3 separate regions of the Homo sapiens genome follow, and all the other regions are linked to region 2. Evidence: read pairs that join two places in POLR2A ChIA-PET (ENCODE). Cell type or tissue: OCI-LY7. All regions are shown on one strand. Links, peaks and the distances in the headings refer to the core of each region. The heading gives the core; the rest is flanking DNA.

Region 1 (10,961 bases), core at 3,554-7,553, 73 kb after region 2:
TGATTCCCTCCTCACATCACACATAAAAATCAATTGCTGATTATGACAGATTTAAAGCTTAAAATAAAACAATAAAACTTACAGAAAAAATCAGAGGAGGATATGTTCACGATCTAGGGATATGCAAATATTCTACACAACATTAAAAGAACTGATAGATAGAAGAAAACATTTATAACTTGGACTTCACTAAGAAATTTTGTACATTAAAATATACCAGTAAGAGTACACCCGTGTTTATAGCAACACTATTTACAATAGCTAAAAGGAGGAAGCAACCCAAGTGTAAATGTGATAGAGGCAGGAGATGGCCAAATGCTGAGGCAGATAGGAAAGGGTCCCTGGAGAAACTCCGACCCACCCCAGGTTACACCAGATGAAATCACCAGATGTAATCACCAGACACTTTATGCAGATAAGGGAACTTGCACAGGGAGCTTGCCTGGGCATACCCACAGCAGACTGGAGGCCCACATGCCCTGGGGGAATGGGGTGGAGCTACCAGAAATTCACACTTTATGCAGGGGAGGATCCTGACCTCTTCAGCTTGTGTCTAGTGGCTCCGGTATTCAATTTGTGAAATGGAAATCTGCTTGCAGAGCCCCTCTCTTTGCTGAGAGCTTTCCTTTCACTGAGTAAATTCTGCCCACCTCACCCTTCAATGTGTCTGCATGCCTAATTTTTCTTGGTCGTGAGACAAAAACCTGGATTTAGCTGAACTAAGGAGCAAAAACCCTGCATCAAATGGATGAATAGATAAACAAACTGTGGTACAACAAAGATTGGTGCAAAAGTAATTGCAGTTTTCGTTTAATTTTTAACTTTTAATTGCAAAAACCATAATGACCTTGGCAACAACCTAATATATATATCCAATATTAGTTAGCCTTGAGAAGAAAGGACATTTTGACACATGGTACAACATGGATTACCCTTGAAGACGTTATGCTAAGTGAAATAAGCCAGGCCAGGTGCAGTGGGTCACGCCTGTAATCCCCATACTTTGGGAGGCTGAGGCGGGTGGATCACTTGAGGTCAGGAGTTTGAGACCAGCCTGGCCAACATGGCAAAACCCCATCTCTACTAAAAATACAAAAATCAGCTGGGTGTGGTGGCATGGACCTGTAATCCCAGCTACTCAGGAGGCTGAGGAGTATTGCTTGAACCCAGGAGGCGGAGGTTGCAGTGAGCCAAGATCATGCCACTGCACTCCATCCTGGGCGACAGGGTGAGACTCTGTCTCAAAAAAAAAAAAGAGAGAGAGAGAAATCAGTCACAAAAAAAATACTGCATAATTTTGCTCATATGTGGTATTTAGAGTAATCAAATTCATAGGAACAGAAAGTAGAATGGTGATTGCCAGTGTATAGGGGAAGGGGGAATGAGGCGTTATTGTTTAATAGGTAGAGAGTTTCAGTTTTGCAAGATGAAAAAAGTTCTGGAGATAGATGGTAGGGATGGTTGCACAACGATGTGAATGTACTTAATGCCACTGAACTGTACACTTTGTAATGGTTAAAATGGTAAATTTCATATTATATATATTGTACCAAAAATTTAAAAATACATATACCAGTAAGAGGGTATATATCAGTAAGACACTATCAGTTTAGGGACCACCTTGAAATTGTTAGTGCCTCAAGCCACAGCCTGAGAGAAGATATTTATGATAAATATATCTGACAAAAGACTTCAATGTAAAAAAAAAATAAATTCTTCAATCAATAAGAAAAATAACAGAATAAAAATGGGCAAAAGGCTTGGACAGGCATCTCACAAAAAAAGAGATTAAAGGGGCCAATAAGCACATGGATACCAGTATCATATGTCATCAAAGAGGCCGGGCACTGTGGCTCACGCCTGTAATCCCAGCACTTTGGGAGGCTGAGGTAGACGGATCACGAGGTCAGGATATCGAAACCATCCTGGCTAACACAGTGAAAACCCATCTCTACTAAAAATACAAAAAACTAGCCAGGCGTGGTGGCATGCACCTGTAGTCCCAGCTACTAGGGAGGCTGAGGCAGGAGAATCCTTGAACCCAGGAGGCGGAAGTTGCAGCGAGCTGATATTGTGCCACTGCACTCCAACCTTGATGACAAGAGCTAAACTCCGTCTCAAAAACAAACAAACAAACATATGTCATCAAAGAAATATACATTAAAATCACAATCACAAAGATATCACTACATGCTCAGCAAACTGGCTAAAATTTTTTAGGGACGATACAAATGATGGTGAGGATGTGGAACAACTGGAACTCTAACCATTACTGGTGGGAATGAAAATAGATACAATCACTTCAGATGTGTTTATTAAAGCTAAAATATGTACACTCTACAAACTGTAATTCTACTACTTGCTATATGTGCAAGAGAAGTGAGTGTATAAAACTACCAAAACATACTGTATTCATCTGTTTTAATGCTGCTAATAAAGACATACCTGAGACTAGGTAATTTATAAAGGAAAGAGGTTTAATGGACTCGCAGTTCCACATGGCTGGGGAGGCCTCACAATCACGGTGGAAGATGAAGAAAGAGCAAAGGGGCTTCTTACATGGCAGCAGGCAAGAGAGCATGTGCAGGGGAATTCCCATTTATAAAGCCATCAGATCTTGTGAGACTTACTCACTACTACAAGAACGGTATGGGGGAAACTGCCCCTATGAGTCAATTACCTCCCACCAGGTCCCTCCCACGACATTGGGGATTATTACAGTTCAAGGTGAGATTTGGGTGGGGACACAGAGCCAAACCATATCACACACATTAACAGGGATATACATAACAGCTTTATTTATAATAGCCTCAAGCATGTTCATCATTAGAATGAAGAATGCATTTTGGTATATAACGGAATTTCACTGCAGTAAAAAATAATTAACTAAAGCTACACATAACCACACAGATGAATTTCACAGATATATCTCTGAGTACAAAAGAGTACTGTATGATTTTATGTATATGAATGTCAAGGACAAGGAAAACTAATCAATGGTGACAAATCAGAAGAGTGGATATCGCAGGCAGAATAACAGTTTCCCAGAATGTCCCATCTTAATCCCTAGAAACTATAAATATGCTATGTTACCTGGCAAGAGGGACATTGCAGATGTAATTAAAGTTACTAATGAGTTGACATTAAAAGACAGAGATTATCTGGATGGGACTAATCTAATCATACGGGCCCTTAGAAGCAGAGAACATTCCCTGGCTGGAGGTAGAGAGATGCGGCAGAAGAGGAAGTCAGAAGTCTCAAAGTGTGACAAGGACTTGAGTCATTGTTCTGGAAATCATGAGAAGTAGTCAGTTCTACCAATGACATGAAGACACCTAGAAGCAGTTTCTCCCCTGGAGTATCCAGACAATAGCCCAGGCCATCCAACACCTTGACTTTGGTAGTTGGATGCTAAGACAAGGTTGGGCATGGTGGCTCATTCCTGTGATCCCACCACTTTGGGAGGCCAAGACAGAGGGATTGCTTGAGCCCAGGAGTTCGAGACCAGCCTGGGTAATGTGGCGAGACCCCCATCTCAAAAAAAAAAAAAAAAAAAAGGCCAAGATAAGATTGGGAACCCAGTTGAGCTTTACCTAGACTTCTCACCTACAGAACTGTGAGACAATAAGTGTGTATTGTTTTAAGCCACTACATTTGTGGTAATTTATTGCAGCATCCATAGAAAGCATATACAGTGAATATGGACCGGATGGGAATAAAAGGGAGCTGTCTGGAGTGCTGGAAACATTCCGTATCTTCATCAAGTGGTAGTTATGTGGTGGATAAGTAAGTAAACATTAATTAAACTGCACACTTCATATTTTAAAACCTAATTTAAAATAGAAAATGAGCAAAAAATTGATCATCCTTATATTGTTAAGTTACAGCTCTATTGCAGTATGGTCATAGAAGGCAGCTTCTATAATTACTTTAAAAAAATCTTATTGGGATTTTCTTTGTAGATTAGTGCTTGATATATTTTTACAAATGATCCCGAAGCATTTGAAAGAAATTTATTCTTTGCTTGTAAGGAGCAAATGTATGGGTGTAAATTAAGCTTTTAAATTGCTTTATATAGGAGGAAACACTTATTTTGCTTTTTCTTGTTTCTATGTGCTGGAACTTTTATGGGAGCAAAGCTCCCAGCCTCCTGCAGGGAGGGGGTGAAATGTATCTGTTAATCTTTGAAGGAGTGGAGTCATGCCTAGCTTAGCCCTTTCTTCTCAACTTTCCTTAGGATCTACCTACATACAGGAGAGCACGTATTTAGTTCTGCTCCTTCAAGCTGCAGGTGTCAGAGAGACAAGCCCTGTTGGAGAGGCACACAGTTGTCCAGGGTTCCTGCTCCAGGGATGGATAATCTGTCCAGTGGTGGGGTGAAATATTCATAAGCCCACATGGCTCGGAGAGAAGGAACCTCATTCTCTAACAGCTTCATCAGTAATTAAGGCGCTATTTCTATCTCCATCTGCCTAATTCTTGTGTCTATTTCTGGGTTATTGCATGGGGCCAGAAACGTTGTACAAAGAGTGCAATTTAAGGGGCAAAATAACACCCAGAGATTGTGTTGCCTGAGCCTAAATTCCGGCCTTTGGCTTTGGGTTACAAAAGTCATGCGGGGTCATGGACTTGGCACCCACAGAGCTGGGTAGCTGCTGAAAATAGAGCCAGGGTTTTTTTGTTTGTTTGTTTGTTTGCTTTACCGGAATAGCTCTTAGTTGATGACAGCCCCTGTGGCCTTAACAAACAGGTGCAGCTGAGAGAATGAATAAATTACAGGAATGAAAATTTCTGCTTACAAATCTTTTAGGTATTGGTTGCTGGGGCTGGGGAAGTTTTTTTTTCTCCTTTTACAGAGTTTCTCAGCCAGGGCTGTACTCGGTACCTTTAAACTGCAACATGAGTTGTGTTTCACATTTGCTGTAGGGAACTACTGTGGACAAGAACCAGCTTTAAATTGTTAGTGCCTCTTAACCGAGGAGGTGAAAGACTTGTATCCTGAAAACTACAAAATGTTGCTGAAAGAAACTAAAGAAGACATCAATAAATGGAAAGACATACTGTGTTCATGGATTGGAAGACAATATTGTTTAGATGTTAATACTACCCAAAGAGATCAACAGATTCATTGTAAGCTCTAACAAAATCCCAACAACATTTTTCGCAGAAGTAGAAAAATTCATCCTAGAATTTATATGGACTCTTAAGGGACTCTGAATAGCCATTACAATATTGAAAAAGAACAAAACAGGAGGGCTCAGCCAGGTGCAGTGGCTCACACCTGTAATCCCATCACTTTGGGAGGCCAAGGCAGGTGGATCACTTGTGGTCAGGAGTTCAAGACCAGCCTGGCCAACATGGTGAAACCCCATCTCTACTAAAAATACAAAAATTAGCCAGGCATGGTGGGGGGTGTCTGTAATCGCAGCTACTCGGGAGGCTGAGACAGGAGATCACTTGAATCTGGGAGGTGGATGTTGCAGTGAGCCAAGATTTTGGCACTGCGCTCCAGCCTGGGTGACAGAGCAAGGCTCTGTCTCAAAAAAAAAAAAAAGGAAAAAAACACCTGTGGTAAACTAAAGCATTGAACTGTAGAAAATACTGCAGAGGCCTCAAAAATAGTCAAACTCTGTAAAATATTTGAAGAAATTTATTCTGGGCCAAATATGAGTGACCATGGTCCATGACATAGCCATCAGGAGATCCTGAGAACTTATGCCCAAGGTGGTCAGGGTGAAGCTTGGTTTTATATATTTTAGGGAGACATGAGACATCAGTCAAATATATTTAAGATATATATTGGTCCAGTCTGGAAAGCTGGTGCAGGATATAATAAATTCCTCCTCAAAGGTTTTAGCCTGTTAACTTCCTTTAAAATTCAAGAGGGAGAAAATTGTTAAGTACAATGAGTTCTGAGATCCTCTCCAAAAAACCAATGTATCAGTATGTTCAGCTCCCCTGTTCTTTGTTCTCTATTTTAAAGTTTAACTTCCTCATTCTTTATGTCTCCTTGCCCCTAGTTTCAGTAAACAATCCCCTCCTATCCTCTATCACCTGCTCTGTCCCTAGTCATCCTTAGTCACCTGCTCTGTAACCATCCTTCCCGCTGAAAACACTCACCCCACCACTCTGGCTCTTACCCCCACTCTCTTTAAAATAGCCAATTGGAATTAGCTTAGACTGTATGGTCCAACCCTAGCCAATAGGGGAAAGGCACAGCAGTAGGGACTAGCTGCATTAGGAATAAGACCCCCTTCCCCTCCCTTGTCCAGTGTGCTCTTGCCTTTGCTCCATCTGCGAGACGCACCTTTCTATAGAAGTAAATTGCCTTGCTGAGAAAACTTTTGCCTGAGTGCTATTTTCACTTGGCGGCACTGAGCGTTTACTTCCAACATTGGGACAACTTGTTGGGGAGGTGGGTGTTTCCAGTTTATAGGGTTATAGGTAGATTTAAAAATTTTTCTGATTGGCAATTGGTTGAAAGAATTATTAACAATAGGGCCAGGCCCAGTGGCTCAGGCCTGTAATCCCAGCACTTTGGGAGGCTGAGGCGGGCGGATCACAATGTCAGGAGTTTGAGACCAGCCTGACCAACATAGTGAAACCCCATCTCTACTAAAAATGCAAAAAAAATTAACAGGGTGTGGTAGTGGGTACCTGTGGTCCCAGCTACTCAGGAGGCTGAGGCGGGAGAATTGCTTGAACCCGGGAGGCAGAGGTTGCAGTGAGCTGAGATCACCCCATTGCACTCCAGCCTAGGCATAGTGTGAGACTCTGTCTCTGGAAAAAAAAAAAAAAAGTTTTTGGAGACCAGAGCTTTATCTTGCAGACGAAGTCTCCAGATAGCAGGCTTAAGTTCTGTGTTGATGTGAAATGCTGGTTGGCTTTTCCTGAATTCCAAAAGAGAGGAGGGCATACTGAGGCATCTCCGAACTCCCACTTCCCGTCATGACCTGAACCAGTCTTTCAGGTTAAATTTAGAGGGCTCCGACCTGGAAGAAGAAGTCCATTCAGATGGTTGTTGGGGTGGGGGGGCTTTGAATTTTATTTTGGTTTACAAAGGTCTCTCTCTGACTTTCTGCCACTGCCCCCTTCCCTTCCAAAGCAGAGAGAAGGGCTTTCTTTGAAGTTTTCTTGTTTAATTAAGGGAAATTCTGTCCAGAAGGAATGCAATTGTCTTGGACCACCCTCCCTGGAATCTACCTCAACTAGAGAAGATTAACTCATATTGCAGGAGAGGAGAACAATGAAAAGCCACTCAAGACACCAACCTAGATAGACTTTTTGCCTATTTCTTCAACTACAGTAAGAACAGCAAGACAAAAAGTTACAGATCTGTAGGCAAATGAGAAAATTGGAAATTAGAAAGAAAACTCAGTGGGTTGCAGAAACATATGTTATAATGCATATTTTGTAATGCAGCCTTGAGAAAGGGTCCCCAGCAGGTAGTCTAATGACTTAAAGCCAGCATTTCAGCCCCCAAAGCAAGAAAAGCACAGGAAGGAATTTCTATGCCAAAATACCAACAGTTGTCACTTTTAATTAGTGCATTATTTCTTCCTATGTTTTAGTTTCCTGAATTCAAAAAAAATGTATTTAATGTCTATGCACTACTTTCAAAATAGCAGCTAAATCAGATAAAATTAAAAAATATATATTTTTAAGATAGGTGAGCTGGGCAGCCAGGAGAACTCCTACATGTTCTGAAGTCCTGAAGGAGCTTCAAGGATTTGAGTCTTGGGGGCATGCAGAAGGGCTCTCTCCTTCCCACTGGAATGTGGTTGAGCAGGTTCCAGTGACATCCTTTTTTGTGGAGACCCAGGATCCCACCCAGGATGACTGCCAGGGTTGGAGAGGAAGAGAACACAGAGAGGCAACAAGAGGGTGAGTTGATATGGAAGAGAGAACACAAAATACATTTCTCCCAGGAATCCTCCTGTCTTATCATTGGCTCTTACTATAGAAGCTGGCATAAAACAATACAGGCCTACTGAGGACTGACTGTGCATGCAGGTGAGTGAACGTGTTACTGGAAACAGGTCCCCATCCAGACCTCAAGAGAGGGTTCTTGGATCTTGCACAAGAAAGGACTCAGGGCAAGTATGCAGAGTAAAGTGAAAGCAAGTTTATTAAGAAAGTAAAGGAATAAAAGAATGGGCCAGGCGCAGTGTCTCATGCCTGTAATCCCAGCACTTTGGGAGGCCGAGGCAGGTGGATCATAGGTCAGGAGTTTGAGAGCAGCCTGGCCAACATGGTGAAACCCCATCTCTACTAAAAATACAAAAATTAGCTGGGTGTGGTGACACATGCCTATAACCCCAGCTACTAGGGAGGCTGAGGCAGGAGAATCACTTGAACCTGGGAGGCAGAGATTGCAGTGAGCCAAGATGGTGCCACTGCACTCCATCCTGGGCAACAGAGCAAGACTCCATCTCAGAAAAAAAAAAAAAAGAATGGCTACCCCATAGACAGAGCAACCCTGAGGGCTGCTTGTTGCCCATTTTTATGGTTATTTCTTGATTATATGCTAAACAAGGGGTGTATTATTCATGCCTCCCCTTTTTAGACCATAGAGGGTAACTTCCTGACATTGCCATGGCATCTGTAAACTGTCATGGCTCTAATGAGAGTGGAGCAGTGAGGACGACCAGAGGTCATTCTCATCGCCATCTCGGTTTTGGTGGGTTTTAGCCAGCTTCTTTATTGCAACCTCTTTTATCATCAAGGTATTTATGACCTGTATCTTGTACTGACCTCCTGTCTCATCCTGTGGCTTAGAATGCCTAACTGTCTGGGAATGCAACCCAGGAGGTCTCAGCCTTATTTTACCCGGCCTCTGTTCAAGATGGAGTTGCTCTGGTTTAAACACCTCTTACATTTCCCTCCTCCCTTTTATAAGAGAACCCTTAATCATAAGGGTTGCGGAGGGACTAAGATCCACCTTCTGTAACTTCTTCATACTGAATAGGGGTGATGATATTCCTAACCTAACTGTGAGAGTCCTTTGTATTAGGGTAGAGAGGAGCTCAGTCAGAAAGCATCAGCATAGTAATGGCCATTCCTAACTCTGAGTTTCGACAAGAGGTGATATCTGGAAGATTAATAAGTGTTTAAGAAAACATTGAGAAAGCATATCCTTATTCCTACACAACAAGATTTCAATAGCAATATATTCCACAACTGTAAAGCAAAATAAGTAAAATTATTCCAAGTAAACTAAATTAGAAGGCTTTCCATGAACTGGGCAACTGTTGGAGCCAAGCTGATACAGGGTTGATAGGCAGAATTAGAATATTGATTCACATTTTACATTACCCATCTGTCTTGTTTCTTTTAAGCAGCAGTCAGAGATCACTGGTTGGTTTACAGGAATAAGCAGGGTTAGCCTAAATTGCAGAAACAAACTTAAAAACAACTGATGAGACTAGAATTTAATAACAAGTGTACCATAGTTTTTGAAACATAGTATTTCTCTCTCCAGTTTCCCATTTTGACTAAAGACAAATTATGGCAAGATCAATTTGCCTTTTTATACTTGGCCTAATTATTTGTCTAAAGTGCTGCAAGAATAATTATTTTTTACATAAGCTCTTTGTAAATTGGCTTTGATGGAACTCTGTTCCATAGAAGGAATTTTAGATAAGGCTTTTATTAGAGCCGAGCCTTGCCATGGGTTTGTACCCTCAAATATCTATGAATTGAGTAAATTCCTCTCCTCTTGAGGTTCCAAGATAACTTGGGACCCCTGGGCCTGATAGAAAATGACATTCTTTACTTACCACAGGTCAGAAACCCTATACAGGGACTGTGGAAGCAAGGTATCAGGCCAGTTTTCCCAAGGGATTTTATTGGCTCTACAAGTCAAGTTTGATTCCTTAAAGGAAAGCACACTATTCCCGTCAAAGTCTTGGTAAAATAACCAGTTTTTCCAATTGTGCCCTGCTACAAAAGAAAACAGATTCTAATTGCACTTATGCAAATAACTATACTGCCATAAGTTAAGAATTCTAGCAACTAGTTTTCAAATTCTGGAGAAATCAGGTAGAGAGAAACAAATATGCTCCAAATTTTGTTCACAGGAGTATACTTTACTCAACTGTTAAAAGCTATAAATAGCTCAAAAGAAAAATTTCCTTGTCTCTAAAAACAAAACAAAGGATCAGAAACATTTTAAGCAAAGTAAAAAGCAAAAGATTCCTTCAAACTTCTACTGGTTTACTCCATGCAGTTAACTCCTGTTCTGTTTGATAACTATGAACATTTCAGCTCTCCATGAGAGTTCTGAAAGTTTTTCCTCTATTCTGATGTCACAATTTCCAAAGTTATCAGAACCCTGCACTCAAGAACACTTGTTAGAGTTTTATAGTTGATTATAAACCACCTTTTAAAGAGGGTTAAAACAAGACAATTGTTTGTGGGTGACGAAACATCTTAGGACAACCACAGTCAAAAACATGATAAACAAAGAAATTTGGTTACCTCTGTGGCATACAATGATTTTATATAACAATTGTAATTATTAATAACATACTCTAAGTCATATCATAATTATAGGAGTTTTTTAAAAAAATAATTTTGGAACACATACCAGTAACATTTATACAAATACAGCCCAAAGAAAGCCAAACACCATTTCATATTTGATGATGCTTCCTCTATGACTTTTATACTAAATCAGCCAAATGTCACTGTTGCATTAGTGTATTATTGATGTCAAACCCAATTCTTAATAAAACCTTATAGACATATCTACCCAATTTTAATGTTTGACCATAAGGTAACATTCTCATAAACCTTTTATAATCCTTTACAAATGTTTGTTAAAAAGCAGGTCATAAGCAGGTTTTTGCTCTAACAAAAACCTGTTTTGCTTTTATTCCAATGTTTAATTTATGGAAAAACTGAATAATGCCTTTTCAACTTTAGCCAATATATTCACACACAAAATCTCTTACAATTAA
Region 2 (10,961 bases), core at 4,563-8,562:
ACCAGGACGGATTTTACGGTGCTGACCTCTATGTAAGTACACACACTGGGGCCTTCTCGACCCCATCCCCTGACAAGCCAGCCTTTTTTTTTCTGTTTCTTTGGTTTGGTTTGGTTTTTTTCCTTTTAATTTATTTAATTTTTATTTTCTTTTTCCTTGTGGATATATATATATATATATTTATATATTTAAGAATGCAAGCATGCTTCTCTGCCACTGCGCTTGCCCCTGGGTGCAAAAACTAAGCCTTTGGGTTTCCTGATCATTGCAAGGGTCAGTCTACTGGACATATTCTTTTCCCTTCCCTATACCCACAGATGTTCTGTGGATCATTAATTTACTTGTGAGATGATCAGCAGGTTTAAAGTCTTTTATTATTGTCGTGTCATTTGCATACATAAATAACAGGACTAGCTTAACCTTAAACCAGCTCTTTCCCTTTTCTGCTTTTCTTCTCATTTCACATCCCTCTTTAGATCATTAGAGCTGTGATTTAGAGGTTAATAAGCTTTCTGAACTGTACATTTTCCTATTTTACCTACTTTGAGAGAACATGACCTTGTGATAGCCAAATAAGGAACCGATGCCAGCAAAGAGTGTGTAGTAATGAGAAAACGCCAGATATTTAGTTCTTAAAAGCCATTGGAGGAAATGAGTAGCATAATCAGCAACCCAGACTCTTCTTACAGCTATTTGACTATCATAGATTTGCTGACTCTACTAGCCATAGTAATATGGACTCCATTATTTAAACTGTCTAGCTATCACTAAAGTTCCATGATTGGTTTGTCACATATTATTTAAAATGTGGACAAAGTGATATAATTGACAAAGTACAAGTTTTTGAGTTTTGAAGTCTTTTATCATGACCTCTCCAGATGGACTTTTTCTGAATGCAAGCTTGATTTAGTCGCTCAAGTCATCAAGGGAAAATTTTTATAAGAAAAACTTGTCAGCATGAAATGATTCTGTGGGGATAGGTTAAAATTGTCTAGAAATACTTTCTCCACCCTTACTTTCCAAAATCAATAAGAGGTCCTTTTTAGTGAACTGTTTCCACAGTCTACCAGAGATTCACAAGCAACCTAAAAAAGTTAATGCACTTTCAGAATGCACTCAGAGGTTTTGCGTTTTGCAGGAAGTAGAGATGGGATGATACAGTTCTTCGAAATACAGGTGACTCACCTGTACTACTTAGCATAGGCCTGTAAGGTATGCCTTAATTTAATAACTACTTGAAGGAACCTCAGCTATGATTTGGTCCAACCTCCTAACTTACAGATATATTTCTCAGAGACTTACCCAGAACTACATAAATTATTAATAGTCAGGCATAAAACCCAACCAATCCATATTTCATTACCTCTCTTTGTACTTTAATTAAAATCCACCTCTTTCCTCAAAATATTTTCAACAAGTAATGAAAGATATCTTTTTTCCTATGTTCACAGTGAAGCTTGAGAACTGGGGAATCTCCTACTTTTACACCAGATTACATATTTCTAAATACACAGACTTACATATGATGTTAGCATGTACATTCTCCCATATACATTAGTGTCCATATTCTCATGAAACTCATCTTTGTTATTTAACTTGTTTTCTTGAAATCTGATCTATTAGAACAAGATTTTCCATTTGAGTTATTTCTTAAATCAAGTTTTTTTCTCTAATGTGTTTCTTATTTGAGGATTTATTTTTCTTAAATACAACCTATTTATGTCTTATTAAGACTTGCCTACTTTGGGCCGGGCACAGTGGCTCAGGCCTGTAATCCCAGCACTTTGGGAGGCCGAGGCGGGCAGATCATGAGGTCAGGAGATGGAGACCATCCTGGCTAACATGGTGAAACCCTGTCTCTACTAAAAATACAAAAAATTAGCCAGGCGTGGTGGCGGGCGCCTGTAGTCCCAGCTACTCGGGAGGCTGATGTAGGAGAATGGCATGAACCTGGGAGGCAGAGCTTACAGTGAGCTGAGATCGTGCCACTACAGTCCAGCCTGGGTGACAGAGTGAGACTCCGTCTCAAAAAAAAAAAAAGACTTGCCTACTTTGGCCAGGCATCATCGCTCACGTGTGTAATCGCAGCACTTTGGGAGGCCGAGGCAGGGGGATCACTTGAAGTCAGGAGTACGAGACCAGCCTGGCCAAGATGGCGAAACCCCATCTCTACTAAAAATACAAAAATTAGCCAGGCGTGGTGGCACACGCTTGTAGTTTCAGCTACTTGGGAGGCCAAGGCAGGAGAATCACTTGAACCCTGGAGGCAGAGGTTGCAGTGAGCCGAGATTGCACCACTGCACTCCAGCCTGGCTGACAGAGCTAGACTTCGTCTCAAAAAAAAAAAAAAAAAAAAAAAAAAAAAGACTTGTCTACTTCAAACTTGTTAAGTCAACCAACCCAATTTTTTAATAGTTATCTTACTTCCTTACTTTACAATGTAAGATTTTATTGAGACAGATGATTTTTCTGTTCCTGTTAATAAAATACTCTTGGTTTTTTTTTTTTAATCTACTAACTGGATTACCTTGCTGAGCTAAACACAAGTAATTCAGTGATCTTGCTGAAATAATTTTTTTTGACCAGTGGCCCCTTGTTAATGAAAGTAATTAATAGTAATGTTATTATTTCTTAGTTCTTATCTTAAAGCAGAGTTACTTAGAGAAAAAAAGGTTGGTCACTAGTGCTGAAATAATATCCATGCCCCTACATGAAAAGCAAGAATACTTTATGAGGTAACTACTGAGTTAGGCCTAATACAACTGTTGCTTTTAAAACTGTGTGTTCTGTATTCCACATGTGAGGGAGCAAAGGATACTTCTTCAAAAACACACAGACAACAAAACACTATCATTTTTGCCTTGAGTTTGTTCTGCTTCTCTCCATACATTTCCCATCTGTGGAAATCTGTCAGCATACATTTAGTTCTTATTTCCTCCGAAAGGCATATTAGAAATAGAAGGAATAGAGAGTTTAGTATGAAAAGTGCACCGAATCGGAGCTTGAAGAGAAGACACAAGGGAAAAGATTTTAAATTGCTGGTTATGCTTAAGTTAAATGAATTTAGGCTATTAATTGTGCAAGGTTTTTGTAATCCCTTTCACAGTCCCATTCTTAGACAGTGATTCCTGCTAGCCATTTACTTTCTGTTTCTTTTATGGCACATTCCTCTCTGGAGAACTGATCTAGCAATTCTGTTCCTAGTTTGTAAAAAGACCTACCGTGATAGGATTTGGGAGTGTGGCAGCTAGATTATGTATCCAGCCCTCCCTCTTCTTTTTTGGCCAGTAGAAAAGGCATAGTTCGCCCTAATTCACTTTTTAAATGGGTTAACAAACTGCTCCTAAATCACCTCCTGTGAAAAGCATGCTTGCATCCAAAGGAAAGAAAAGGCTGGTGGGCCCCTTAGTGGGCTTTTTGTATGATTGTTTTCCTTCCACAGCTGTGTTTTTTGAACTGCTCTTCCTGTGTTCTGTTATAGAATAGTCTTACAGGAACCAATCATTAGCGCTAAAATACCTCAGGTAGGAGTGCCAGTGTGACCTGCCAATCAATCAGATTGTGGATTGCAGTGAAAAAATTGAATTATACTAACCATTCCAGCTCCACGTTAGAGATGGGAACAGAGGCTTTTTTGGACAATCAAGACTTGTGAGCGTGTGATCTAAGCCCTGCTACCTCAGCAGTGCCCACAGTCACATTCCGTACATAATGGCACTTCCTCTAAAATTAAGTGCTCCTGTCCTCTTGACACATATCCCAGCCAGGTGTGTAATATGCACTGTCCCATCACTGCCACCTCTTTTAATCTGTCAGTCACATGTACCTGTGGTATTTAAACTGTTTTTTTATATTTAGATCTTAGCAGTTGGGGACATTTTCTTACTACTATAAATTTAGAAAAGAGAAAAAAGAGGAAGTAGAACTGTACAAATAGGATTTCTGAATCCCACATTGGGCCCTGTAGTGAGATACCAGTTGTAATTGGACTGTGCTGCTACATAAGTTTGAAGTTGCCTTAAAAATCTAGACATATGGGACTCAAACATTGAGACATGCATTTCCCTTGGCCTCTTCTCCTTTCACCTAAGAAGATCAGTGAGTTCATTTGGATAATAGCATACTTGTTAGAAGGATTGCTGATAGCTGGATGCTAGGAGAAAGAAAATAGTCGATGGCTTTTCACAATCCAGTTTATTTATGTGGCTACCCAGCAAGATTTTGGAAATGAACTAATTTGGGGAGATGTGGAATAATAATGTTTGAAAGGTTTGATTATTGAAAATCGTCTCTCATCTACCATAGAAATAATAGGTGGAAGACATCAGGTTGATCATAGCAATTTTTTCCCTTAACCCCAATTTTAAACAATAATAAGATAAAATTTAAATACTTTAAAATTTTTTTCATAAGTACTTTTCAAAGGAGACAGAGCTCAATCAAAAGCAGTGACGGTATCACCATTATTGTAAGTTTGTGTGTTACTCACATTTAATCAGTGATGCCATTTTGCCACAAAAGAACTCTATAATATCTCCTAGAACCATGGTTCTTAGCAGGGGTGGGGAGGTGGTGAGGAAAAAGAGGGAGTTAGATTCATCCAAGGATAAATAAAGTGATTCCTGGAGGCCCAGCATTAAACCCACGCTAGTTGGAATAGATCTCTGCTCTGCTGTAGTGATTTTCAGCATCACACCTGCCATTCCTTACCCACCCCCTGCCGCCATCCCCCAACCCTCTGCTCTATTGATCTATACACTACATGTAGGTAACAAGCTTTCATTTTGTCTGCTGGTCTTGAAATACACACTCTCCTCCTCAGTGTCACATAATGTCATTGTCTTCCGGGTAGAAAGAAGGTGTCTTGACATCACATGCTCACCAAAGTCCTGTTTTAATGTAAACCTAAAACAAAAATATAATAAAATTAAAAGCTAGGTTAAAATCAAGACAAGGCAAAAGTCTGCCAGTGTGAGATTAAACTAATAAATATGCAGATAAAGGTCAGATATAGGAGGGATTATATTCTATTGTATTTTGCTCTAGTTTAAAACCCAGCTACAGAACTGTGCCGAAAGATCATGTGGTCAACGTGGCAACATCATAAAGTTAATTTGATGATAAAATTGGCTCAGAGCAGAGTAGAAAAGCCCTAGGAGATGACATTGAGCCATGAAAAACTGAGACTTTAACAACTGCAGAAAACACTGGAAAGGATCTTAAAGCCAACTTTTCAAAGGCATTTTCCTTTGAAGAAGCTGGAACTTGAAGTCAGAGATAGGTTACAGATATGTGAAAAAGTAAAATTCCTAAACACAGGAAATATTTTAGCAGAATGCTGTGGATTAGAATATACGGTTGTTGACAGAGGGCGAGCATACATGTGAGTGCTGTGGGTCAGGACTGAATTATATTGCCAGTGTCAGGCAGGTTGAATAGGGGAGCGATGAAGCACTGGGCAGCCCCACTGGGGACACCAGGTATCATTCAGAATGAATTGCAAAGGAATAAGAATAATTCTTTTTAAAGGGGCATGTGTGTATCTGAATCAAGCTTAGCCAAGCCAAATTTATCCAGCTATCAGAGTTCCAAAAAGCCGTCCGTGTGTGCCCTCCTACATTAGGGTGTGCTGTGGCCATGCTAATCCCCATTTTTTGTTTTATTTCAAATCACACACAGATAGAATCTGCAAACTGCTTCAGATCAAACAGGTCTGATTGTGTGTAAATACATATGTCCTTTTTAATTTTTATTATTAATGGTTGCTTCAGTTTTGCATCAGTGCATGGTTAAAAGCAATACACATCAGCTATTTCATGACTTCATATCTCCAAATGAATTATTTCTCCTCTTTTTTTGTTTGTTTGTTTGTGCAGTCAGCTGAAGAAATGTTAACATCTCACTCTAAATCTCTCAGTGGAGTCTCTGTTCCCTTCTCTGATATAACAGATGGGTTACTGCTTGTTATAATTATTAACATTGTGGTGTGGGCCAGGGCTAGGGTGGGCAAGATTGACTATTTCTTTGGGCTGGGGAGGGGCCAGTCGTTAGGGTATGGAATGTTAACTCAAGTGGTGACTGACTGTTTCCGTAATACCAGGTCGTTGTGGCTGCACGCTCTAGTAATTGAGGCTGTGTACTTCACCGAGCTTGTGGTAGAGCCTAGGGCAAACCGCTGTCCCAAGAGAATGCTGGGATAGATAGAGTTAGCCAATACGAGTCTGAACGTGGTGATTTTGCTGGTTGTTTAGCTCCAGATGTTGGCATGCTTAGTTTTTAATGTGATTAATAAATGTGGCGCCATATCCCTCCCCACGCCTGAACCCTGTCTCTTCTACCTCCTTCCCACCCTTGTTCTTTTTGAAAAACTTAAGAAACAGTAATGAAAACCTTGGTGTTTCAAACTGCACTTTGTTCTCATGTTTTATAAAAGCCTTTAGATTTGCTAGTAAGAGTGAAAGCTGAAAAAACGGTTTCTCAGCCTGAAATTTCTATGCACTTTGAAATCTGGAATAGAAATAAATATATCTGAATTTTCTTTTTCTCACATTTTGTGATATGTTTTGTTGAATAAAGCAGCAAAAATACTTTCGAGTAAGTGTATGTGTGTGTGTGCGTGTGTGTGTGTAAGAGAGAGAGAGAGGAATACATCCATGATACACAATTAATTTTTCTACTTTTGGAGTAGTCATTAGTGAATTACCAAGTTAGTTTAGTAGGATATTGCCTATCTATCCTAAAATAGTTCATCTTTTAAAGGTTTCTCTGTAATGCCATTATTATAAAGTAATCAGGAGAATAATCATGTTAAAGTCATCTGCTTTAAAAAAAACTCTTCATGTGTTTTTTCTTAGTGCTGATATTCTTGAGCCTTTTGTTTTCAGTAAAGTATTTGCCAACCCTGTTCTGTTTTCTTCCACTTGAAAAGCAGAGAACTTCATCATGTTTAAACTTCAAAGTCAGACTTGACTTATCAAAGAAGGAAACCGCTACAGATAGATTCTCTCCATCTCCTTCTGGATTGGAAGGAAGATTCTTTTCCATAGTCTGATCCATTTGAATTGTTTTGATTAGCAGTAACATTACTCCTAAACCACCAAGGTTCCTATGGCTTCCTGTAGGCCTAGGAAAATGAGGGGAAATTGGTTCTGTCAGCAACCTCACTTAGAACCTGTTTTTTAAGAATACAGCTTAAAGCCATGATTTGATAGAATACTCAGAGATCGTACCTCCAGTACCTCACTCAGTCTTCCTGAGAGTCAGGTGTGAAACCTACCCTTGGTTGAGTACTTTTGAACCTCAGTATCCCTTTGCAAGAATTTATACCTCTGCCGTATGGCATAAGACTTCAGTTTTTAATTTTTTTACCTAGGTAAACATGAATTGGGCTTTAACTGCTTTTGTTGCCTTAACTTTAAAATTTTTTTAATGTTACTTTGATGGTTGGAGTAATACTAAAGAGTAAAATGCTGAATTACCCTTGTTTGCAAAGAAGTTTTACTAAATAGCCCTGCTGTAACTTTACACTAGCAAACAAATTCTAAACTAATGGAACCATCTCTAGTTATAATGAAAAATTACTAGGGTTCATTTTAGTGTTAAAATTCCAACTGTAATTAACATTTGCTTTGTTTAACAAATGCTTAAAAAAAAAAAAGGTAAAGAAATACTTTAGTTAGTTTAATTATGTTGTGGCCAGGATTTACAGCTTTGCCCAGATCCTGGCTAGAATTCCAAGGAACCATGTTGATCAGAAACGGCCCCCAAGGGTGCTTCCTGCCATGTTCCCATTCATTACCATTTCATTGTCAGTGTTTGGTAATATTAATTAGAGTCTTCATATATCTCTGGAAGAATTCGTAATTAAGAAGGAAATGTTTACTTTCTAAGTCACTCATTTGAAAAACAAAGGAGGAATAATGTATAACCACTGAAAGCCAGTCAGGGATTTTTTTAAGTACATTTGAAACTACCCTGACTTCAAGCAGCATAAACTTGAAGAGCAGGAATAAATTTCCCTCACAATGCAGTTTCTTCATTTAGAGAAAGCATAAATTATATAAGGAAGAAGCAAAAGGCTTTAGAAGCTCATAAGAAATTATAGGTATTTCTAAAATAAGGGGTAACAAATAAAAGAAGCAAGCTAGGACTTGCCATGCAAGATGGTTAAGAAGAACAGGGGTCCCCTTAGAAAATAGTTGTTCTCAATCCCAAGAAATGATACAGAAGTAAATTTGAAATTTCTTTTGTAGATTTAGAAAAATCGAACATTTGAAAAAATAGGAAGTAGAAAGCACAGGGCAGAAACCTTCAGATATCCATGAGAAATGAGCACATTTTATCCACAGAAATAAAATGTTTATGCTATTGTTCACTACTGAAATGATGTTCAGTTGGGCCAGTTGAACATAGTTGTTTTTGATAGTGAAAGGCCAATAATAAAAATTTGCATCTGAATTACGTTTAGGTAAAATAGATGAATTCTATTTCATAAATAATAAAAAGTAGAGTTTGCCACTTTTAAAAATATCCTGTCTCATGTGGCAAGCATTTGTTGTTGTGATTGTCTCTTGAAATGCTTTCTGAAAGAGTGCATGATTCACCCTGATAGTGAAAACCTTTTGTATATTTGAGTTATCTAAACTGAGTTGAAATAGAAGGATGTGATGGTTTGAAATTCTTTAGGACTGAGAGGATATTTGGACTATTGGAAGAAAAGCTCAGAGTCTACTGTAAGATTAATATGTAAGAATCTCAAAACCTTTTAGGGAAGGAAAATGCAGTTAAGTGCTAGAAGCAGGGTTCCTGATCTATTTGAATCCAGCCAAAGAATCCTCAGAAATTTGTAATTGATTTGCTCAAGTATGAAATGTAGATCTGAGTTGGCAAACTTTCCGTAAAGGGCCAAGTGGTAAATATTTTTGGCTTTGTAGGACATTGGTCTCTGTCACAAGTACTTTCAAAAACAGGTGGCAAGCTGCATTGGCTCACAGGCCAGAGTTTGCTGACCCCTGATCTACATTGTTTTTCCTTCTAAATATTACCTGATTATCTTAGCTTCTTGGCAAACATGCTAGGCCGGATGGAGCAGAGGTTTCTGTTACATGCTGTAGTCTCTTATTAATGAATCAATCCAAGAACACGTTAGAGAATCTGAAGTCAACACATACAGATTTCATATATTTTAACTTTATAATTTATATTTCTTGTCAGAGTGCTCCCAACTTGCTGTAAATATTTTCGCTTTTGAAAGTTCCAACAAAGACTGTGAAGTAAGACAGATTCAAAATCATATCTTCATTCCTTGTATTTAACAGGTACTACCAAACTTTACTTTTAATACTATCACAAATTGGAAAGCAAATCCTTGCATATCGTAGGGCTTAATTTTTTATTGGAGGAATAATAACATGCAGACTGATGCAGTTTGAAACATTTTCTTCCCATGTGTGTGTCTATGTTTGTGTCAGTCCCTGTGTCTACATGTGTGTACGTCTGTGTGTGGGCGGGTGTGTGTTTTTCTGTACACCTGGGGGGAGAGGTATCTGTAAAGTCAGTTCTCTTCTCTCCTGTAGGGTGGATATGCAGCCTACAGATATGCACAGCCTGCTACTGCAACCGCAGCCACCGCTGCTGCAGCCGCTGCAGCCGCTTACAGTGACGGGTATGTACAGAGACAGTGGTGAGCTTTGGGATGCATGAGAGCTGTTCCATCCCAAAATGTCACCCATTTTCCTCCCTTCACCATTTCCACAGCAGCTCTTAGCACATCGGGCATCTTGCCAGCCTGGGCTTTCTGCAGACCTCTTGATGGCCTCTGTCATGCCTAAAGCACAAGGCACCGACTCTGTCCTCCACTCCCTCTTTCTTGTTCTCATCTCTTCTTTGACTTTGACTCCAGTCCCTCTCTTCCTCATCTCCAACTCCTTTCTTTTCCATTTTATGGAAGTACTTCAGATTTTTTTCAGTTATTGCATTTGGGAGTAGAAATAGAAAGGTTTTTTCCTATTCCTTGTAATTCCAGTTTCCTTATGATAATCCAAGACCAAGTGACTCACAAGTCTTAAAGCACAGTAATCCCTTTAATTTTTTTAGATCATACACTTTTCTTTATCTGTCTGATTGTGTTTCTTCTTTCCAGTTATGGCAGGGTGTACACAGCCGACCCCTACCATGCCCTTGCCCCTGCCGCTAGCTATGGAGTTGGCGCTGTGGTAAGTATATAATATACCATTGCTTTATAAAACCATTTCATTCCTTCTTTTACCCGTAGACTACAGAAGATCTAGGGAGGTAGTAAATTCAGCCTTTCATCCACCATCAAGGTATTAAAGCCACATAGATCTACCTGGAAGTTTCATGTCACCCTCTTTATTTGTGTGTTATTATAATGTGAGCCACATGGCCTAGTTAAGGGCAGCAGAAAGGAATGATCATTGATAATATGCCCCGAGTAGTGGCATGATTTGCGAGAGAAATAGGGGAACTGGTGAATGTTTTCTATTGGTTCAAATGTTGAGTGCATACCTGTGGCATAGTTTCATTGATAGGTGTTGGCAAAGGAGCATGGAGCATAAGGCTGTAGTATTCACAGTAAGCTTTTCAAAAACTTAAGTTTCAAATGCAAATCTAAAGGATGTCTCTGCTCTTCCTAAGCCTTCTGGTAGATAGTACTAGAAATTCCTAAGTGAATGCTTTATAGGATATTTTATTATTGATTATTGATAACAATTGTGGCAAAATATGGTGTTGTTGATAGAAGTATCGAAGAAGTCCATAGAACTAGCATAATTTCTTCTGACCAACCACCTCACTGCAGTATTATTGTGTTGGCTTGGATGCCTCCAGTTTCAGTGATTAGGACTCACAGGCTGCAACAAAGACAGGCCATTCCACAGTGACACCTCTGCCAGGGCTTTCTCTCTAATCCAAAATGCAACTGGGCAACTACCTCTGGACAT
Region 3 (10,961 bases), core at 3,721-7,720, 270 kb before region 2:
AACGCCAGAGAGTCTGTGATGCTTTTGTTATAATCCTTAGGCTCAGAAGGAACCCTAGGAGAAAGAGAGGAAGGGTCGGTGCTTTCAAAGGCAGTATACAGAAACTTGATGTAGGTGGAAGAGGAGTCAGTGCAGCCCTGGAAAGAGTACAGAAATAGAGAAACGTGAACCAGAGAGTAGGAGGGAAGTGACAAACTCAACTGGAAAGCTGATGTACAGTTTGAGAAATGTAGTTAAAGAGAGTACTTGGAAATACTGTACTCAAAGTTTGTGGGAAGTTAAATGAGTTAAATATAGGGCTATTAGAGGTTCATTTCACTTTAAGTTTAATATGTATGAAATTTACGCTCTATACAATGTAGTGGGGAATGAATTCTTTTGGTCAGCTTTTCTAGTGAACAATTTGATTCATAAAAATTTTATTTTTGTGCAGTTTTCTAAGAGTTTAGCTGCTGTATAAGGTAAGATGTACCTTATTACTTATAGCTTTCAGCAGAATTCTTTGTGTCAGTGAAATGTTGATATGGTATAATTATTATATGGCCAAGTAACCGCTTCTCACCATAGAGTCATAAATCCAGTTTAGCCAAGTGGGTTCAGCAGTTATTCCTATTAGCAGCTGATTCTAGTAGTAAGATGACTTTCTTTCAGGTTTCAGGGAAGGGGTTCCAGATAGCCTGAAGTTGCTTTGTAGATGCTGTGTTTATTGAAGTAGTTTATCTTCCCATTTGCTTATTTATGGGCTTATTTCCTCATAGGTGGATGTCTCTTTGTGCCCTCATTTGGTATTTGGTGCTGAAACTAAGCATGGTGCTACCATTCAAGAAGAGTTATAAAAATATTGTGTTTTTTTTTTCTTGCAAGTAATTTCATGAACAATATTTCACTGAAATTACTGAATTTTTCATCTCTCCCTGTCCCAGTGTCCTTGGGCTGCCACAGCAAAATACCATAGACTGGGTGGCTTAAACAACAGACATTTATTTCTCACAGTTTTGGAGGCTGGGAAGTCCAAGATGAAGGTGCCAGCAGATTTCATGTCTGGTGAGGGCCCACCTTCTGGCTTGTGGATAGCTGTCTTCTTGCTGTGTGTTCACATGGCCTTTCCTTTGTCTGTGCCCTGGGGGAGAGAGAGTCAGTGGTCTCTTCCTCTTCTTATAAGGGCACTCATTTATCATGTAGTTCCCACCCTCATGACCCAATCTGAAGCTAATTCTAGAGGTCCTACCTCCAAATACCATTACACTGGGGTTAGGGCTTCAACATACGAAATTTAGAGGGACACAGACATTAAGCCTGTAACACTACCAGAGTGGTAAATATTGTAGATGGAGAAACTGAGGAACAGTCATGTAAAACTTGTTGCTTTTTTCCCCATGTCTTACAAGGAAGTCTGCAGATGTAAAACTGGAAATGTATTTGAGAAGGAGAAAGTCAGATCTGATTTCAAAGTAGAATTATTCTTCAGGGTGACTCAAGAGATTAGCTTGAGTTGAGTTTGTCTCCCAACTCCCTCCCATTTTCTAGCTACTCTGTCATTTTTTTTTCACTATCACGCTGACATGTGAACACAACAGAAGCTAACTAGAAATTTAACTTTCATTTTGCTGTAAAGCAGACTGGTGCAGACAGGCCTCAAGTTTACAGGACTGCTGAGAAAGAAATTGAGTTATGCTACTTTGTATAAACAAGAATGTTGCTAGTGAATCTCTAGTTTAACATCTCTCAGGCCTTCAGTTTGATGTCAGGCTTTAATAATTTGTAGAAAAAGACAGTCATTTTAGTAAGCAGATTTCTTTGAATTTTTGTTGATATACATTTGTAAAGCATAGTAAACATCTTTATTCTGGGGCAAATGTGCACTTCCTTCAAAGGCAGGAGGGAAGAACCACAGACATGATTGGAAGGAAATGGCAGTAATTGGAGCATGAGCAGACAGATGGAGTGAGGGATGGTGAGTACATTTGGTGTTTTAGGTGGCCCCTAGGAGTATTGAGTTTCTTCTTATTCTCCTCTACAACCCCAATACAAGCAGGCAGCTTACATGGCTAAGGTTTCATTATCTAATCCATCACAGATCAGCTTGAATAAACCCATTGGCTGATGCTGATCTAGTTAGGAAAGTAGCAAAGCTGCTTGAGCCAGGATTGGGACAAATCGGATCAGAACTGCCATGTGAATCCTGGACGCATTTCTGTAATTTGGGTGGGCAAAGTAGTTTGGGAAGTCATTTACTCAAGAGAATGAGCAGTCAGCCATGAGTTTTTTCAAACATTGTCTTAGGGACTCTGAGGGGAAAGTGTGTGGAGGATTTGAGATATTTCTCTGGAGGATAGCCAGATTGCTTTGATTATTTGAGTCTGAACATTTTTTGGTCACTAATGCTCAGAAGTGACCTTTTTTTTTTTAGTAGCATTTGGAGATTCCAGTTGTGATCGTTTGTCACTTTTGTGAGTGATCCCTTAATCTGAGACCGTAGGATATATGTCCCTTCTCTGTTTTTATTTTATTTTTATTTTTTATTTTTATTATACTTCAAGTTCTAGGGTACGTGTGCACAACGTGCGGGTTTGTTATGTATGTATACATGTGCCATGTTGGTGTGGCTGCACCCATTAACTCGTCATTTACATCAGGTGTATTTCCTAATGTTATCCCTCCCCCCTCCCCCCACCCCAGGACAGGCCCCATTGTGTGATGTTCCCCACCCTGTGTCCAAGTGTTCTCATTGTTTAATTCTCACCTATGAGTGAGAACATGCAGTGTTTGGTTTTCTGTCCTTGTGATAGTTTGCTCAGAATGATGGTTTCCAGCTTCATCCATGTTCCTACAAAGGACGTGAACTCATCCTTTTTTAGGGCTGCATGGTATTCCATGGTGTATATGTGCCACATTTTCTTAATCCAATTTATCATTGATGGGCATTTGGGTTGGTTCCAAGTCTTTGCTATTGTGAATAGTGCTGCAGTAAACATACGTGTGCATGTGTCTTTATAGCAGCATGATTTATAATCCTTTGGATATATACCCAGTAATGGGATGGCTGCGTCAAATGGTATTTCTAATTCTAGATCCTTGAGGAATCGCCACACTGTCTTCCACAATGGTTGAACTAGTTTACAGTCCCACCAACAGTGTAAAAGTGTTCCTATTTCTCCACATCCTCTCCAGCACCTGTTGTTTCCTGACTTTTTAATGATCGCCATTCTAACTGTTGTGAGATGGTATCTCATTGTGGTTTTGATTTGCATTTCTCTGATGACCAGTGATGATGAGCATTTTTTCATGTGTCTGTTGGCTGCGTAAATTTCTTTTGAGAAGTGTCTGTTCATATCCTTTGCCCACTTTTTGGTGGGATTGTTTGATTTTTTCTTGTAAATTTGTTTGAGTTCATTGTAGATTCTGGATATTAGCCCTTTGTCAGATAGGTAGATTGTAAAAATTTTCTCCCATTCTGTAGGTTGCCTGTTCACTCTGATGGTGGTTTCTTTTGCTGTGCAGAAGCTCTTTAGTTTAATTAGATCCCATTTGTCAATTTTGGCTTTTGTTGCCATTGCTTTTGGTGTTTTAGTCATGAAGTCCTTGCCCATGCCTATGTCCTGAATGGTATTGCCTAGGTTTTCTTCTAGGGTTTTTATGCTTTTAGGTCTAACATTTAAATCTTTAATCCGTCTTGAATTAATTTTTGTATAAGGTGTAAGGAAGGGATCCAGTTTCAGCTTTCTGCATATGGCTAGCCAGTTTTCCCAGCACCGTTTATTAGATAGGGAATCCTTTCCCCATTTCTTGTTTTTTGTCAGGTTTGTCAAAGATCAGGTGGTTGTAGATGTGTGGTATTATTTCTGAGGGCTCTGTTCTGTTCCATTGGTCTATATCTCTGTCTTGGTACCAGTACCATGCTGTTTTGGTTACTATAGCCTTGTAGTATAATTTGAAGTCAGGTAGCGTGATGCCCCCAGCTTTGTTCTTTTGGCTTAGGATTGTCTTGGCAATGTGGGCTCTTTTTTGGTTCTATATGAACTTCAAAGTAGTTTTTTCCAATTCTGTGAAGAAAGTCATTGGTAGCTTGATGGGGATGGCATTGAATCTATAGTTTACCTTGGGCAGTATGGCCATTTTCATGATATTGATTCTTCCTATCCATGAGTCCCTTCTCTGTTTTTAAAGGGGAGATATTTTTATTACTAACCTTAATATGTAATCATATTTGTTATCCATATATACTTGAAATATGGTGTAGTAAATAAACACCATTTAGAGCTTCTCATTTTGGGATTTGAATCCTGGCTTCTCCATTTACCAAATGAATGAGCTATTCAACATCTCTGAGCTCCTGCTCACACATCTGTGAACTGGGAGAATTAATGTATACTCTTATAAACCACTGTAATGAGAACTGAGATTCTTTAAGGTGCCTATCAAGGAACCCAGCACTACATGTTTATTTCTTGCTTTCCTTATATCCTGCTATACAGCACTCACTAACTTCCTGCTTACTGTTTAATCTGCATGGAGTGGTTAATGTGCTTCTGATTGATTAAGTGCCAGAGTTGGGAACTACTAGAGATGAGCAGTGTGTTAAAGGGGAAACCTCATTTGCTCATTATCCAGGGTGGAGGAGTGGAATGAACTGGGTCATTGTGGTCTCTCTTGTCAGAGGAAGGGGAGACAATTCTTTGCTAAGGAGTGAAAGGACTGCTGCAGTATCACAGTGTCTGCAGGGGGGATGTGGATTTCTTAGAACCCGTGGGATCTCTGTTGGGAGGGTGGGTGACAGATTCACTGGCTGTTTTAGTGGTACATGGAAGGCAGGAACAGTAAAAATGTCGTGTTTCAAATTTTATAAGTTTTGTTACGTATGTTGGTTCAAAAGTGGCACTTTTTGTTCTCATTTTGTCTATGGAAATTGAGCTGGGATGCCTTTGTGTTGTCTCTTGTGGTCCCTTTTCAGTCTCTTCAAACCCGCTCTCCAGACTGCTAACACAGTGATCTATCTAAAAGAGCCAATCTGGCCAGGTGCGGTGGCTCATGCCTGTAATCCCAGCACTTTGGGAGGCTGAGGCGGGCAGATGACTTGAGGTCAGAAGTTCGAGACCAGCCTGGCCAACATGATGAAACCCTGTTTCTACTAAAAATACAAAAATTAGCTGGGCGTGGTGGCGCATGCCTGTAATCCCAGCTACTTGGGAGGCTGAGGCAGGAGAATTGTTTGAACCCAGGAGGTGGAGGTTGCAATGAGGAGAGATCGAGCCACTGCACTTCAGCCTGGATGACAGAGTGAGACTCTGTCTCAAAAATAAAACAAAAGAGTCAATTTGTTACTCCACGCTTAAAATCTTTTGAGAGCTTGTGTTTTTTCTCAGGATTGTCTGTTCTCTTGTTTGGCCTGACTTCTGCGTAACTTTCAAGCTCCGTCTCTTTCCACATTCCACCTCCAAGTCCATGTCCAGTGGCTTATAGTTTTCTTAGCATGTGGTGCCACCCAGCTAATGAATACCTCTGTGCTTTTGTTCCTTTCCCTTCTACCCAAAGTTCCTGCTTCATCTCTTCTACCCCCACATTTGTAAGGCTCAATCTTTAATAATGAGTTTGGATATTGATTCCTCCTGGATGCCTTTTGTGACTATTCCCATGTCTCCCACACTCCTGCTGTCTTCCAAGACATCATGTCTATAGCTCTGTTAAAGGACTTTTTAGATTAATACTTGATTGAATGTCTGCCCCACCACGCTTACCCAGACTGTGAGATCCTTAGGAATCTGTAGGATTAAGCACCATGCCTGGGCCCAAGTAGTCAAGAAACTGTCCATTTTTGTTAAATTGAACTTTGTCTTCCTGCTTCTCAGTTGGGGCCTGCAGATGGCTTTAATTGTTTATCCAGATTTTCCCTGGGGGGTCTGGCCCTTGGTCTGCTTTCTATCCCCTGTGAAGACTGCATGTTGTGTGATATGTGAATGTTAACCTGATCTTTTCATTGATATCAGGGTTAAAGGTGAGAGAGGGGTCTCTGAAAACAGAAGCTGGGGTAGAATTTAACTGCAGAATGTGTTGGGTAGGCATAGCAACCTGATATTTAGTTTCCTGTGTTCAGATATTAATTGAGTGCACGTGTGTATATGTAAAAAGCTCCTTTGTGATAGTGTGGTTAAGGAGAAAAGAGGAACCACACAAGTGAGAGAGGCAATTAGAGCCAACCTGTTCCAGTTCGCTGGAGCAGGCTGTTGATTTACCTTTTTACAGTGCTGCTGCAGGATTCTGGAGTGTAGCAGTTCGCATGTATTACCACCATTTGGGGTGAGAACTATTTGATCAGCTAGGGACCTTAACCTTTCTCTTCTCAACCAGTGAATTTCATCGGATACTATAGCTTTATTTTTTATTTTTTATTTTTTTTGAGACCGAGTTTTTGCTCTTCTTGCCCAGGCTGGAGTGCCATGGCATGATCTCGGCTCACTGCAACCTCCGCCTCCCGGGTTCAAACAATTCTCCTACCTCAGCCTCCCGAGTAGCTGGGATTTACAGGCACCCACCACCAAGCCTAGCTAATTTTTGTATTTTTAGTAGAGACAGGGTTTCACCATGTTGGCCAGGCTGGTCTCGAACTCCTGACATCATGATCCACCCGCCTCGGCTTGCAAAGTGCTGGGATTACAGGCATGAGCCACGTGCCCGGCACTGTAACATGTTTTTATGGATCTGGGGAAAATACCAAGCGGAGACACTTCACAATACATGGTATTTTTCACATCACTCATATTGGATATGTTTGAAAATAAGGAAGTCTGATAGTGTTCCTTTAAATCTCAGCCTTGGCGATAGATTCATAGAAGTATTTTATAAGAATTCTCTCTGGCTGTTGTTCTCCCCTCCGACTTCACTTTCAGCTTCTGGTTTGGGGTCCTGTATAATCCTTGCCTGTTCCAGCCAGTTTAGTAGGGACCTCTTTAGCTGCAAATGATTGTACTTCATAGTGCCTCTGGCCTTTTCTATTCTAAATGAATAAAGAGAATTCTGAGAAGGGAATGAGAGAGAGCAGCCTGTAATATATCACTTCCTTCTGACATGTCCTGCACTTACGTGGCATCTAGAAATTTCTGCCAAAAATTCAAGGCACAGGACACATGATAAATACCACTTATGAAGTAGATGACATTCTTGAATTGTCAAATGATGGTGATGGAATAACTGCTTAAAAACCTGTTTTCCCAAGGGTGGAAAACAGCCTTTGAGGTTTAGACTTCCACATGGGTGTGTTCAGCCATAAGACGTGGGTTTTCTTAGGGACTTAGGTCCCCAGGTAACACCTTGGTGTGTGGGATTTTTCCCATGTATAGGCTGGTTCCTTGGTTTCTCCGTTGTTGAAGAAGAGAGATTTTGCACTGGGTATTGGATATTTTATTCCAGGCATGTGGTTTTTGAGGAGGCATATTGTTGATGTATTTTTTTTTTCTGGCTGCATTGATTTTTGTCAGATTCTAACTGGAAATACCACAAGCAAAGCATGATTTATCATGAGGGATGGGTGGTGTGGCCGTGGGACTCTCCTAGCTCTGGGGATTGGGGTGGAGGCAGAAGCTATGTGAGTAAAACTAGAGGAACTACAGACAGGGCCTGGGGAGACTGGGGGTGTCTGAATGTGGCCTGCAGCAGTTGCTTGAGTTGGAATACTTTTGGGCAGAGGCTCATAGAAATTTCTTTCAATTGCTTTTTTTTTTCTTTTAAGAAGCTTTTTCCCATACAAATTGGAATTGTTTGAAGGAGTGGGCCTTAATTGTTGCCAGCCAGAGTGATTTTCAAAGCAGATCTATATGGATTTCACTTAGGGGTTACTTTCAGGGGGTATGTGGCTTGTTCTGAGACAGGAGGACGTTGGTTCCATTTTCCTGGAAGTTGTTGGGACTCCTGGATGGCCCTGCTCTATTTGTCTTGGGCCATTAGGCAAGTGGAAAAGCAGCTACATAGTTAGCCCTGTTGCATGGAGTTTAGTTTCATAATTCATCCTCTCAGGGATTTTTATACAGTCACACTTACAGCCTAAAGTTTGTTTTCTCCCTTTTTCTTTCTTTTCCTTCTTCAGTTCAGTGGTCCACAAAAATTCTTGGGAGGGTAAGTAATAATTTCGGGTAAAAGGCAGGAATTGTAGATCTTTTTTTAGCCCCCTGCCCCGATTAAATTTCTCCATATTCAGCTTCTCCTTCATCTGCAAAAGCATCTGCAAATGAGGTCGCTATCCCCTAATCAGACTGGCTTGTCCCCTAATTAGTCTGAATATGTGGCTTTGACAGCTTTCACCTGCTGTTTCTTAGTTTCTAGGGGATAAGATAGGATTGTGTGATTTCAAAGTGAAAACTGGCAAAATTGAAAGATGTTTTGTGGTGGCTCCCAACATCCACAAAGCTTAACTCATTGGTTTGCTTCTCATATACAAGCTTCCAGGAACATGGTTACTGTTAGTGGCTGGCACAGTGGGTTTGAAGACTTTGTTGGAACTTCAGGAAGTTTCCCCTTTGGCAAAGCTTACAGGGAGTTGGTAGTACTTGTCCTGAAAGTCTGACCCTGGTCTTATGCTATGCACACCTTGTTTAAAAGAATGCAGAGTACTGCTATTCAGCTATTGCTTAAGCAGTCCGTTTCATATATGTCTGCATTAGTTACATACTTACATAAGATTTTACTATGTTTTGTGTTATATTTGAACTAGAAGTCATAGTTTCATACATGACTCTTATTAAGCTGATAATAAATTGGCAAATTTTGATATCATCCAAGACTTTGAGGTAATGCTGGTCATACTCAAAAGGTCTGTATTTGGGTTTAGAAACTAATTTTTCTGTTAGCTAGCGCCTCTCCATTCCCAGGTGCTGTTCATTACTCATTATAGACATCTTCTGTCCCTCTGCTTTGTTAAAAGTCTTTAGCTGCTTGTCATGATACTGAATAGATCTTTTTGCAGCAGCATTTTAGCTCTGAGCTGGCTGTGTTTTACAGTGTTGGAGATCAGTTGGTTAACTTTGGCATTTCCTACCTTCATACGTAAGCATTAAAGTGTGTTAAGTGCATGTAGTAGCCCTTCAGAGAGGCGCTTATCAGGGACTTCTAGTGATTTTTGTCAGCTGTATAAAAATGCTATGATTAATAGATAACCTGTATCTGTGTGTGCATGCGCAATTTTCTTTTATGCTTACTCTGCGTTTCTTTCTCTAGGAGTGGTGTGAAATAAGTGTTACTCTGTAGGCTTTGCTTTTTTTCAATAATGAGAAGCTTATTTTAAGAATCCCTTATTTGACTTTCTTGAGTTTGGTGTAGGTATCATTTACCCCTTTTGGATTTTAGCTTTACTATGGGTTATTTTTTGCAGTGTTAGAAGCAAGTAGTAAATACTTTGGTATCCCCGAGCTTAAAGAAACCTAAAAATTTTGACTCATTCAGCATTCTGTTTTAAGTTAGGAAATTATTTAATTCTAGTATCCCAAGCTGTATTGTATTGATTGCTCTTTAAGAAATGATAACAGGTGGCCGGGCGCGGTGGCTCACGCTTGTAATCCCAGCACTTTGGGAGGCTGAGGCGGGCGGATCACGAGGTCAGGAGATCGAGACCACGGTGAAACCCCGTCTCTACTAAAAATACAAAAAATTAGCTGGGCGTGGTGGCGGGTGCCTGTAGTCCCAGCTACTCGGAGAGGCTGAGGCAGGAGAATGGCGTGAACCCAGGAGGCGGAGCTTGCAGTGAGCCGCGATTGCGCCACTGCACTCCAGCCTGGGCGACAGAGTGAGACTCTGTCTCAATAAAAAAAAAAAAAAGAAATGATAATAGGTATCATCCTGCCCATGCCCCAGCCCCCCACCAAAAAAAGTTAAATAACTTTGGACATTAGAATTAAACACATTAAAAAAAAAACCTATCACACTACACTTTTCATAAGCAGACGTTGTGATGCTGAACTATTGTGTAGCGTTTTCCAAACCAGGATTTACGCCCAGATTCCCTACCGGTAAGTTAATTCCTAACTCTAAATTCATAAATACATATGTAATGAAATGTCTCCTTTTCATTTCTGCTTCCTATGTGTCCCTATCCCCTTTACCAAACAAGTAACCACTGTTACTAATTTGTCTGTTATCCCCCCTCCTTTCTTTTTGACACAAATATTAGCATACTCTCTGTATTTTTTGCTCCTTGCTTTTCTCCATTTCCTATATCAGAGGCTACTTTTTCAAATGTAAAAAGGTCTATTAAAGTTTTCATTAGTGGTCTCTCTCTCTCTCTCTCTCTCTGTGTGTGTGTGTGTGTGTGTGTTTGTGTGATGCTTAGTGAAGGTTTTACCACTCTGAGATTATAAAAAAATAGAATGGCCTTGCAGACAGACAAACCTTAGGTGGTGTACCAGCATTTCCACTTCACAGCTGTGGGATCTTGGTTAAGTGACTTAACTTATCTAAGCCTCAGCTTTCTTTGTAAAATGTGTTATAGGATTAGTGTAAGAATTAAAAAGCGATACTGTATGTAATGTGCTTAGTTCAGGGCCTGACACGTAGTAGGTATTCTATTATGTAATAGCCATTTTTATTATTATTACTCAGTCCTATTTTCTTATTCTTGTCCCCAAGTGCTTTTTGAATTCTTTCTTAAAGGCAGGAACAATCTTTTTCTTTTAGAGGGTCTCACTCTGTCACCCAGGCTGGAGTGCAGTGGCGAAATCATAGCTCACTGCAACCTTGAACTCCTGGGCTCAAGCAGTCCTCTGCTTCAGCCTCCCAAGTAGGTGAGACCATAGGCATGTGCCACCATGCCCAGCTAAGGAAAAATCTGTTAACTTTTGTAGCCTTGTGCCCAGGATATAATATAATAAGAACTGAGTAGTCCGGGCTCAGTGGCTCACACCTGTAATCCCAGCATTTTGGGAAGCCGAGGCGGGCGAATCACGAGGTCAGGAGTTTGAGATCAGCCTGGCCAACAGGTT

What was found. ChIA-PET counts read pairs that join two places held together with the same protein. Peaks named below come from ENCODE experiments on the same cell type or tissue, not always from the same donor. Only the 100,000 strongest peaks of a DNase experiment are listed, where the experiment ranks them.
Region 1: POLR2A ChIA-PET joins it to region 2 with 8 read pairs; 2 of 35 experiments call an interaction of 5 or more read pairs at or near these places.
Region 3: POLR2A ChIA-PET joins it to region 2 with 5 read pairs; 2 of 35 experiments call an interaction of 5 or more read pairs at or near these places.

The regions. Positions count from the first base shown.
Region 1 is chr22:35,671,360-35,682,320 of GRCh38, reverse strand. No RefSeq gene overlaps it. Among named protein-coding and RNA genes, the nearest start is that of APOL6, 28 kb to the right of the region's middle. RefSeq lists an enhancer at 2,509-2,798. In OCI-LY7, for the core only: no CTCF peak of the experiment used is centred there; a DNase peak (open chromatin) is centred at 5,953.
Region 2 is chr22:35,745,176-35,756,136 of GRCh38, reverse strand. It overlaps RBFOX2 (RNA binding fox-1 homolog 2), which reads left to right. Exons shown (of 14, transcript NM_001349999.2): 11 at 1-32; 12 at 9,576-9,664; 13 at 10,142-10,214. Among named protein-coding and RNA genes, the nearest start is that of APOL5, 33 kb to the right of the region's middle. In OCI-LY7, for the core only: no CTCF peak of the experiment used is centred there; DNase peaks (open chromatin) are centred at 4,759, 5,633, 6,146 and 7,239; H3K4me3 peaks cover 3,554 bases; H3K27ac peaks cover 4,000 bases.
Region 3 is chr22:36,012,963-36,023,923 of GRCh38, reverse strand. The region is part of intron 1 of RBFOX2 (RNA binding fox-1 homolog 2); the gene reads left to right. Among named protein-coding and RNA genes, the nearest start is that of RBFOX2, 10 kb to the left of the region's middle. In OCI-LY7, for the core only: no CTCF peak of the experiment used is centred there; DNase peaks (open chromatin) are centred at 4,923, 6,173, 6,993 and 7,603; H3K4me3 peaks cover 3,262 bases; H3K27ac peaks cover 3,778 bases.